Regions from separate parts of the Homo sapiens genome. Here region 2 is linked to region 1. The links are chromatin contacts, found by Hi-C or POLR2A ChIA-PET in ENCODE. All regions are on one chromosome and are shown on one strand. The core of a region is the stretch at or near the end of the contact, and the rest is flanking DNA. Distances in the headings are between cores, read along the strand shown.

Region 1 (5,377 bases), core at 1,317-3,816:
GAGAACTTTGACATCTGAAAATGTTTTTATCCTGCCCTCATACTTGATTGAGAATTTATTGAGTTGGTGTGGAATTCTAGATTGCAAATCATTTCCCCTCAGAATTATAAACAGTTTGCTCCAGTTTCTTCTGACTTCCAATGTTGCTACTGAGATGTTCAATGCCATTTTGATTCCTAGTTCTTTGTATGTTATCTGTTATTTTTAGGAAGATTATAGGGTCTCCTTTTTATCCTTAGCGTTCTGAAGGGTTATAAAGATGTGCCTTAGCCTGAACCTTTCTTCTCATTCATTTTGTGGCTCACTTAGCAGGCCCTTTGATACTGAGACTCTTATCCTTTCATTCTGAGAAATTTTCTGGTATTATTTTTTTGATAATTTCCTTCCCTCCATTCTTGCTGGATGTTGGACTTTCAGAATAGATCCTCAAATTTTCTTATCTCTCACATTTTTTCCATCTTTTTGTACTACATTCTGAAGTTTTTATCAATTATTTTTTTTCTTTTTCTTTTCTTTTCTTTTTTTTTTGAGACAGAGTTTCGCTCTGTTGCCCAGGCTGGAGTGCAGTGGTGCGATCTCAACTCACTGCAACCTCCACCTCTTGGTTTCAACCAGTTCTCTGCCTCAGCCTCCCTAGTAGCTGGGATTACAGACACCCACCACCACACCCAGCTAATTTTTTTTTTTTTTGTATTTTTAGTAGAGATGGGGTTTCATCATCTTGGCCAGGCTGATCTTGAACTCCTGACCTCGTGATCCACCCATCTCGGCCTCCCAAAGTGCTGGGATTATAGGTGTGAGCCACTGTGCCCAGACTTTATAAATTATCTTCTATCTTTTCTTTTGAATACTTACTTTAAACTATTCTGCTTTTCAATAGCCAAAATCCCTTTCTTGTTATGATTATTTTATTTTGCACCCTGCGATGGTTTGAATGTCTGTGTCCCCCCAAATTTCTATGTTGAGACCTAACCCCCAACGTGATAGTATTTGTAGATGGGAACCTTTGGGAGGTGATCAGGCCATGAGAATGGAACCCTTATGAATAGTATTAGTGCCTTTATAAAAGAGACCCAAGGGAGTCAGCTCACCCCTTCCTCCACGTGAGGCCACTGCAAGAAGACACTATCTCTGAACCAGAAAGCAGGCCCTCCCCAGACACCAAATCAGCACCTTGATCTTGGATTCCAGTCCCTAGAACCATGAGAAATAAATTTCTTTGTTTATAAACCACCCAGTGTATCATATTTTGTTACGGCATCCTGAAAGTCTAAAATACATCCTATTTCATGGATAAAATGCCTTTTCTTATTTCTCTATAGATAGTAACTATACTACTTTTGAAGATTTGTTCTGTTGTTTCCTCTGTTTTGGTCTTTTTGTTTCATGTTAGAACTTTCCATAAACATCTGGTAATCTTTGGCTATCTGTTAAGATTTCATTATGAGGCACAAAAAACTGGTGGGGGGTTCTGTGTGCATGAATGTGGCTTATTCTCAGAGGCAATCTGGCAGATAATCAGCTTATTCACTGAGGGGATTCTCCCCAGTGTCTGAACTTGAAAGTTTCTTCTCTGCGACCATTGCATTTTTTTTCCAGAGTAGGATCATTTCCTAACTGACTGCCAGTGTTCTGGAAGCAGGTGCAGTGAAGAGCCTAAGAGTCCTACTAATGTGTGTGTGAATTCCGAATCCTTAGTCACCGTGTTCATCCCTAACCCATACTGCCACAAGGACTCTCAAGTCTCACAACTAATTCATTTTAACATGAGAAGATATTAAGAGGGTTAAGAGGTTCTCCATGATTCACCTACTAGTGTGAATTCATATCTTCTCCTTTTGCTTTTCCCCTGGCCCTTAGCTGATATCAACTGCTCTGAGGAAATGGAAGTCTGATTGGTCAGGAAGCAGGAATAGTGGGTAATTTGGGGTCCCAGACCCCCCTTAGCAGGCAAGCAGCCCAGAGGTGGGTAAAGCACTTTAGGAAAGGGTGCTGCAATCCAGGGACTACGGCCCTGGACCTGGACGCCAAAAGGGAGTTGAGAAAGTAGAAAAGAAAACTACTTATGCTTAAATTGTGCTCAGAGCCAGGTCTCTATGCAAAGGAGCAGCAGGTGACCTGATTTCTCCCTCCTGCACTGCAGAGAACCTGCCCTCAAAGACCCAGAGCTCAGCTTCAGTAGAAGTTGAACAGCACTGTGCGAGCGAACCTGAGAACCCAGTCACCCTGAGAAAAACGGTTTCTAGGAGAAAACACATTCTTTGATCCAAACAACCAACTTACAAATGATCTTTTGGACCACGTCCTGCCTGCAAACTGAGGCTCAATTCACCTTTAATGGGCCAGCTCTGGCAGTGCCAAGGGAGAGAGGCCATTAGCAGAAATGAAAAAAGCAAGAAATCTTTTAGTCCATTAGGTTAAAAGAAGATTTTTCATGCTTTATTATTTATGATTTGCGACTTCAGTTACTGTTTCCTGGAACAAATGTTATGATTCAACTTCTATTTACTGAAGCAAATAGATGCTTATCAGCAGTCATGCTACAAATCACAAAGCAGTCAGTAAGGCCTTTGGGGCTGTGGCCTCTTTTGCAATTCTTTGATGTCTTGTCAGGCAACTTATTTTCTGTGCCTTAGAGAGTTTCCAAAAGCTACCACAATCTGATGTGTGTGTGTGTGTGTGTGTGTGTGTGTATACATTTGTGTGTGTATATCTACATGCACTCTTTCTGTCTCTCTTTCTCTCTCTCTCTATATATGGCATATAAATACAGTAAATTCAAAGAATTGAGCAAAAGCAGATTTTGGTTTTTACTTTAAGAATATCATTTCACTTCCTGAAAAATTAGGAATTAGGAGTCCTAAGAATACCACATAGCATTTAGGAAGACTTGAGTGGGAGCTAAGAAAGTTCGAATGAGGGGAGGAAGAAAGTCCCTGGTCAGCCCGGTATAGTGACTCAAGCCTGTAAACCCAGCACTTTAGAAGGCTGAGGTGGGAGGATTGTTTGAGCTCAGGAGTTTGAGATCAGCCTGGGCAACCTAGCAAGACTCTGATCTCTATTAAAAAAAAGAAAGAAAAGAAAGCCTGGGCAGTGGCCTCAGTGAACCCTCGAGGATGCTGTGATCCTCTTGGTGACGTCCCCAGCCTCTGCTTCAGGATGACAGCATGGTCTCCTGCACCATAGCTCGGTCTGAAATTTTCGGTTTTTCTTTCAAGTTCCCCTTTTTCAGTCTTCAAGGGGGATGGAGGAGGTGGCCTGAATAAGACATAAATGAAAGAGGAAGTGTCTCAGCACCAACCAAACGTAAAACAGCGACAGCGACCCACTTAGCTTGTGACCTCTACGGAAATACTGAAGACGTCCTCTGTGTCCTTTTAGACTTTCTGGGGGAGGGGACAGCTGCTGCCCAGAAGCAAGCAGCTTCCTTTTGGCCAGGTCAGTGCAGGGAACCAACAAAGACAGGGACCTGTGGCCAGAAGAAGCACAGCCACAGCAGGTATCTGATTGGACTGAGCCAGGAAAGGCCTTCTTGCCCTTAGGGACCCCTCAAAGCTTCTTTCCCACAAGCTGGAAACTGCTTGGCTCACTGCTGTCCTAAATGCAGGTGCCAGCCGAGGGGGTTACCCTAGGACCGTGAGCCATTAACAGCTTGTCTCAAATACGCTTCTCCAAGGCAGTCAGCGACTCCCCACTGAACACCTGTGGGTTCCTGCTGGTGCTAACTTAGGCACAGGGCTAGCAGGTCCCTCCCCTGTAGCAGATGATGAGAGCAAGTGTGGTGCAGGAGGAACTGGAAAGAGAGCATCGTCAGAGGCGACACTTGCGTGGATTAAAACCATATATTCTTGTGCAATGTAAAATTGCCAACTTGCATCAGCATAACGAAGGACACACTTAGAATAGAAAAGCTGAGGAGGACAGAAGAATAGGAAGAACAACAAAATCATGCCTGGTCCTTTTGCCCAGAAATGACCCATGTGAATCTTGGCTGAACTTTTAGACTTTTTCGCGGTGCACATTTCTGAACATAATTTGACAACGTGGGACCTCTAGAATTGTACATTCTAATTTTTCAGTCCATTTATTTCTTATTCCAGAAAGAATCCATATATAAGGATGGCTCATCACAGTGTTGTTTTTAATTGTGAAAAGCTGAAAAATGGATGCTCGCCACTAGTGTTTATAAATAAATTCAATAAAGTTATGCTCTCACAATAAAATATTATGTAATCATTTAAAAGAATAATCTCATGCTCTGCGTATTATCATGGAAGGATGTCCACAAGGTCTTGCTGAAATTTTTTTAAAAGTCCCAAAACAGTGTATATATAATTTGAGACTATTGATATAAAAATATGGGTGTATATGTGTGTAAAAAAAGATGTTTGGGCCGGGCACGGTGGCTCACGCCTGTAATCCCAACCTTTTTGGGGCTGAGGTGGGCGGATCACTTGAGGTCAGGAGTTTGAGACCAGCCTGGCCAACATGGTGAAACTCCGTCTCTACTAAAATAAAAATAAAAAAAATTAGCTGGATGTGGTGGTGCATGCCTGTAATCCCAGCTACTCCAGAGGCTGAGGCAGGAAAATCGCTTGAGCCAGGGAGGCGGAGGTTGCAGTGAGCCGAGATCTCACCACTGCACTCCAGCCTGGGTGACAGAGCGAGACTCCATCTCAAAAAAAAAAAAAAAAGGATGTTTGCCAAAATGTTAATAATGGTTGTCTTTAGAAGGAGGGCTTTTTGTGCTGTTTACTTTCTTCTTGATATTTTTTAGCAATTTGTTTTTGCAATGAGCATTTACTAGTTTTATATTTTTTAAACTATTTACCTTGAAAAAATTAGGTAAATCTATACTTACCATATAAAATACATTTATTTTGTAGTGAGTGAAAATGAGGGTTACAAAATATATACATAGTATAATATCATGTTCATATTTTATAGTTTTATACATAAATTTACATATTTTAGTTTAAGTGTTTATAAATACAAAAATACATTCACACATTTGAACATATATATAATATGCATATACATTTTACATGTATATATAAAAAGTTTTAAAACATATATTTTTATTTTTTAAGATTACTCTTTTTTTCTTTTTTTTTTTTGAGACAGAGTCTCACACTGTCGCCCAGGCTGGAGTAGAGTGGCACGATCTTGGCTCACTGCAACCTCCACCTCCCGGCTTCAAGCGATTCTCTCGCCTCAGCTTCCCAAGTAGCTGAGGTTACAGGCGCCCACCACCACGCCCAGCTAATTTTTTGTATTTTTAGTAGGGACGAGGTTTCACTACATTGGCCAAGCTGGTCTCAAACTCCTGACCTCGTGATCCACCTGCCTCAGCCTCCCAAAGTGTTGGGATTACAGG
Region 2 (5,377 bases), core at 1,593-4,092, 46 kb before region 1:
AGCCCACATGCCTTGCCAGGTGTGCAGTGCTTAGTATGTTCTCAGTCCATGTTTTTGAGTGAACAAATAGATACGTGAAAAAAAACCCAAAATCACCCCCAAAAGATGTGATCATTTCCCAGGCCCAATGGGAAGATCTCTGCCCATGTTTCCTCCAAGTGGACGCCTTGCCCTGGGCACTGCCCCCGTGTGTGTGTGTGTGTGCACGACTGCCTGCATGTGTGTACATTTGTGTGCATGTGCATGTGTGTGCAAGTCTGTGCATTTGTGTGTACATTTATGTGTGTGGGTGTGTGTGCGCATGTGTATGTGTGTATTCATGTGTGTGTGTTCGTGTGTGTTCATGTGTATGTGTGTGTGTTCGTGTGTGTGTGTGTGTGTGTTCGTGTGCATGCACGTAAAGGGTGCTCACCTCCTCCTGAGCTCCTTCAGGGCACCGCTCCAGCACGGGCCCAGGTAATCCCCCAGGAGCTTTAGCTGCTCCCAGCTCCTCCCGATGAGGTGCATCCGCTCCACATGCTCGTACAGAGATGCGTTTGCCATCTGCAGGTTGATGAGGGGCTGGGCCCAGATCTGCATCAGAAACTTCAGGGCCTGCCTGCAGATCTGGGGGCACCACCAGGCATTAGGGATGGGAAGGAATCGCTGTTCAATGAGCACTGCCCGGCCAGGTGCCACATGACCTCCTCACTTACCTGAGGGGCTATCTTCATTTTACAGATGGGGAAACTGAGGCTCAGGGAGATGAGGGGATTTGGCTAGGGTCACCCAGCTTGTAAATGGTACAGTCAAGCTCTGAACCCAGTTTATCTGACTCCCAAACCCACTCTCCCTCTAAGGGCAAGGGTCGCTGCCCCCTCCCCAACCATGCTGAGATGAGGGAGGGACTGCTTTGGTTAACGCCCCCTCCCTCTGGGCCTCACAGATCAGGGTCTCTGGGTTCAGGAACCCTTGGAGCTCTTTCCCCAGAGTTGTTTCCTGGCCATGCCCATCCTATTCCTGGAGTCAGAGTGCCACAGCAGACACATCTGAGCCGAGGGCTCCCTGTGACCTTCCTCCCTCTCCCACAGAGGCAGCCTTCCAAGTTTTCTACCCCCGACTACACAGTGGAGCTGAAGAGCACCACTCTCTGCTGGGCCCCTAAAACAAATCCAGTAAGAAGAACGTGCTGGAGGTGAGTGGTGGGGGTGGGGAGAAGGAGGGAAGGGGCTTAGTGATGCCTGCCAGCCCTCTGAAACTAGTGACCTGGAAATGACCTGGGGGTTTTTGACCCTTAATTCCCTATGAGCCAACACTGAGTGCAGCTTTTGGCTGTATTAATAGAGGTAAGAGTCCAGAGCCAGAGAGGTGATATTGGTGCAGTTGCTGGCAGTGCTCTGGGACCCTTACTGTAGGCAAGCCCCAAGTAGGAGGACCTGGGAAGAATTGGGGCTACCATTCTCAGGGCTCAAGGCCAAAGCTGCATCCCCGCCCCAGGGGACCTGTCCTGTGTTTCTAGCATCACAGATTCTGCAGTTCCCCCTCCAGGAGCTGAGTTAATAATAATCCTTGCCCTGGAGGGTGGTGAGGAGTAGGGCCTCTGGAAGAGGAAATTCTCATGCCTAGAATGGCAGCCCTCGTCCCAGCCTGAGAGAGACAGGAGGCTCCGTGTCCTTGGCTGCTTACTGTGACAGGCCTGGTTGGGAAACCTCTTTCTCCCCAGGTGCCCTTCCCTGTCCCTGAGCCAAAGCCCCATTTCTGTCTGGACTGCATCCCCAGTGAATAAACCGGGGCAGTGGGCAAGACTACCAGGTTACCCCCACAGGAAGGGAGAGAAGACCCAGGATGGGTACTCCCAATGCCACACCCTTCACTGTCCACGTCTTATCTTGTTTTTAAACTACTCTTACCCTGACCTCAGTCCCTAGAAGGTTTGAGGCAGATCACAACAGAAACACACGTGGTGAACTGGCAAATTCACTGAAAAGCCAGGACCACAAAAAACAAGTTAGAGATGGGACTCAAGATGGAGAGGAATTAGGGGGCAGATGATGTACAGGTGCTAAGGTGTGGTTGCTGAAGAAAATTTAGCTCTGACTTTCCTGCTAGGTAAGGTGAAAAGAGAGGGGCTATCAGGTGCATGTCTCTTTGTTGTTGAAAAAATAATAAAACCCACCCAGATGTTGAGGGAATCAAAGCTTTTTCCTAACCCTTCGCTCTTAAATTTCTTGTGTGTAGCTCTGTGAACATGGGATCTAGAAGGACAAGTCAGGTACCCTGCAAAACACCTCCAGGGAGGTTTAATGGGGCTGCTTCAGGTGGCATTATTATGATGAAGGCCAGCAGCATGACCTCATGTCTCAGCTCAGAAAAAGCAATTCTGCAAAGAACCTGACTGTGTAGTTTCTTGATTATTCACCAAGCTCCATTCAGTTCTAGAACCAGGATATCTACAAAGCAAAGTTGGAAAACTGGTTTCATCTCATGAGCTACTCTGATGACTAGGTCTGGAGTCTTGTGGGGTTTTGTTTTTATTTTTTGTTTCTGTTTTTGTTTTTGTTTTTAGAGACAAGGGAGCTTGGGTTTCCTTTCTACCCAGCAGGCATGGCTCAGTGGCAGACACCAACCACTGGCATCTGGGTTGTATTTCATAATTTGCACAGTACTTGCAGAACCTTGTCTCATTTAAGCTTTGTAATAACCCCACAAAAATAGCTGGTAGTAGCTGAATTTTACAGACACTGAAATGGAAGCTTGAAGAAATTAGGTGAAGGTCAGGGTGAGGCAGCTAGTGAGCAGCAGAGCCCGCCCTCTGGTCCCAAGGCCCAGGGACCCTTCTGCCTGCCCCTGGGGGAGTCAGGGCCTTTGCCTTTTGCCCAGGGCACACCCACTGGCCGCTCCCACTGGCCCCCCGCTGTGGAGACACCTCTACACTGTAAGAACTATCCAACCAAGGGGGCCAAAGCCAGCCTTGCTCCACAGTCCTGAGGCATCAGACACTGTGCAGACTGCCCTGCCCCCTGCTGGCTGCCTGTCTGCTTCCCGTGGCCAGCCCTGACCGCGGCCCCTGTCCCCCAGCCACTTATTGCTCGCCACAGCCCCTACTCTGCTGCTTCCATTCTGGGGCCCGAGTGGACGGGTGGACCTAGAGGAGGCTGGCATTGCTGAGCCAGCAGCAGGGACACTAGACACAGGCAACAAGGGTAATGGAGCAGAACACAGGCTCTGGAACCAGCCAACATGGCAAAACCCTATCTCTACTGGAAATACAATAATCAGCTGGGTGTGGTGGTGCACGTCTGTAATCCCAGCTCCTGGGGAGGCCGAGGCACTTGAGCCCAAGAGTCAGAGGTTGCGGTGAGCTGAGATCATACCACTGTACTCCAGCCTGGGTGACAGAGCAAGACTCTGTCTCAAAAAAAAAAAAAAAAAAAAAGGAAGCACTGGAGGACATTAAACAAATAGCAGATCCTCCAGCCTGGCCAACATAAAAATACAAAAATTAGCTGGGCATGGTGGCGGGTGCCTGTAATCCCAGCTACTCGGGAGGCTGAGATAGGAGAATCACTTGAACCCAGGAGGCTGAGGCTGCAGTGAGCCGAGATCGCGCCACTGCACTCCAGCCTGGGCGACAAAGGGAGACTCCATCTCAAAACAAACAAACAAACAAACAAAACAAAACAAAACAAATAGTAGATCTGGTCAAGCCCCTCAGAGCTGTTACATAAACCAACTACTGAGGGTAAAGACCTTTGGAAGGACCATTTAAAACACCTGGGGCTTCATCGGGCTGGATTTGCTCGGAGCTACAGGTGGAATCAAGAGTTCTCTATAATCATCACTTGCACAGCGTAGTTTTCAGGGAAATATTTTCCTATTTGACAGGTGAAACAGTATTTTTCACCTGCCTGTAGGCAGTTTTGAGACAATATAGTACTTTTCCAGAAGTGCTTCCCTGAATGACTGCGCACGATTATGATGACATTCTGGAATGGGGTTTTATAACACTTGTGGGAACACGCTGCCCCTTTAGCAATGGAAAACAGGACTTCAGAGCTGCCTTCTGAAAGGCCTGGTCCCTGCAGATGGAACCCACCTGGGACCCTCCTGGTCACCTACCCATCTGCCTCCAGTGTACCACCCGGAAGCTCTTATGCCCCTGTGCGGGGGCTGCCTGGGGGCATTAGACCAAGCATGTGTGCCTTCCCCAGGAAGCAGGCAAACCAAGGAAGCAGGCAAACCCAGATCTGAATGCCAGCCACACCACTTCATCACTATGTGACCGGACAGGTTTCCTAACCTCTCTGAGCACCCATTTCTTCAGCTGTAAAATAATGATAGTTCTTACAGTGTGTTGTTGTAAAGATTAATTAGTAGGGGGAGTTCTGAGTGGTGGAAATATGAGTGGTGGTTATTCTTGACTTTGTGCCTACCTTTAAAAAAAATTAACAGATCCTTTCCACCACAGAAGCTCCCAAGTTACTAGGAGCTGACTCTGGCCATACCACTCACTCTCTACCCATCTCCCAGGCTGCTTCCAGCAGATCGGCTTCTTTGTACGACCCAAGCTCTGTGCCTTCTCTGGCCTCTATTACTGTGACATCTGCCACCAAGATGATGCCTCAGTGATTCTGGCCAGGATCATCCACAGCTGGGACCTCACCAAGCACCTGGTAAGTCTCGAGCCCAGCTCGTCACAGCCACTCAGGGCTGGTGAGGGACAGAGGGGTGTTCAATCCTCTTTGCTGCTGCTGTTCATCTGTTTAGAGGAGTTTGGCTCCTCTAAACAAGGGAAGCTGGGGTCACTGGTTCAGGCACTGTGACGTGGGGGAGCTAACCAAGAGAAAAGCTTGGTGCCTGTCCACAGCCCTGGGCAGAGCTCCGTCGGTGGCTGTCTTGGTCCCCAGGAGGGAGTCTGAGGATGGTTTCCTGCAGCTACAGACATAACCGCTTAAGGCACCAGCAGATAAATGACTGATTAGGTAGATAGATAGATAGATAGATAGATAGATAGATAGATAGACAGACAGATAGGCAGGTGGATGGTGGATGAGTGGATGGGTAGGTGGATGGTTACCTGGGCAGGTGAATGAGTAAATGGGTAGGTGGATGAGTGGATGGGTTGGTGGGTAGGTGGATCAGTAGGTAGATGGGTAGATAGGTGGGTGAACGGGTAGATAGCTAGATGGGTAGGTGGATGGGTAGGTAGATGGGTAGATGGGTGGGTGATTGTGTAGATGGCTAGCTGGGTAGATGGGTAGGTGGATGGGTAGATGGGTGGGCAGTGTGTAGATGGGTGGGTGGATGGGTGAATCGGTAAGTGGATGGGTAGATGGGCTGGCCAGCGAGCTGGCTATACCTTGGAGCAGTCATCCTTAAAGACTATCAAGTAGGCGTA

The links. A loop is a pair of places that touch in the nucleus more often than their neighbours do. ChIA-PET counts read pairs that join two places held with the same protein, here RNA polymerase II (POLR2A). Pooled maps may share reads with other maps.
Region 2: a pooled map shows a loop between it and region 1 (2.4-fold over the local background). The contact joins two enhancer-like sites. A Hi-C loop is called at or near these places in 3 of 50 pooled maps. POLR2A ChIA-PET finds 5 or more read pairs at or near these places in 6 of 52 experiments (GM12878, H1, HepG2 and 3 more).

What each region holds. Positions count from the first base shown.
Region 1 is chr17:64,982,790-64,988,166 of GRCh38, forward strand. No RefSeq gene overlaps it. Among named protein-coding and RNA genes, the nearest start is that of LRRC37A3, 66 kb to the left of the region's middle. RefSeq lists enhancers at 2,117-2,396, 3,014-3,313, 3,594-3,643. Within about 2 kb of position 2,567, at least 28 of the 41 ENCODE cell types and tissues checked have a DNase peak (open chromatin) inside an H3K27ac peak, as active enhancers do.
Region 2 is chr17:64,936,074-64,941,450 of GRCh38, forward strand. No RefSeq gene overlaps it. Among named protein-coding and RNA genes, the nearest start is that of LRRC37A3, 19 kb to the left of the region's middle. Within about 2 kb of position 2,843, at least 2 of the 41 ENCODE cell types and tissues checked have a DNase peak (open chromatin) inside an H3K27ac peak, as active enhancers do.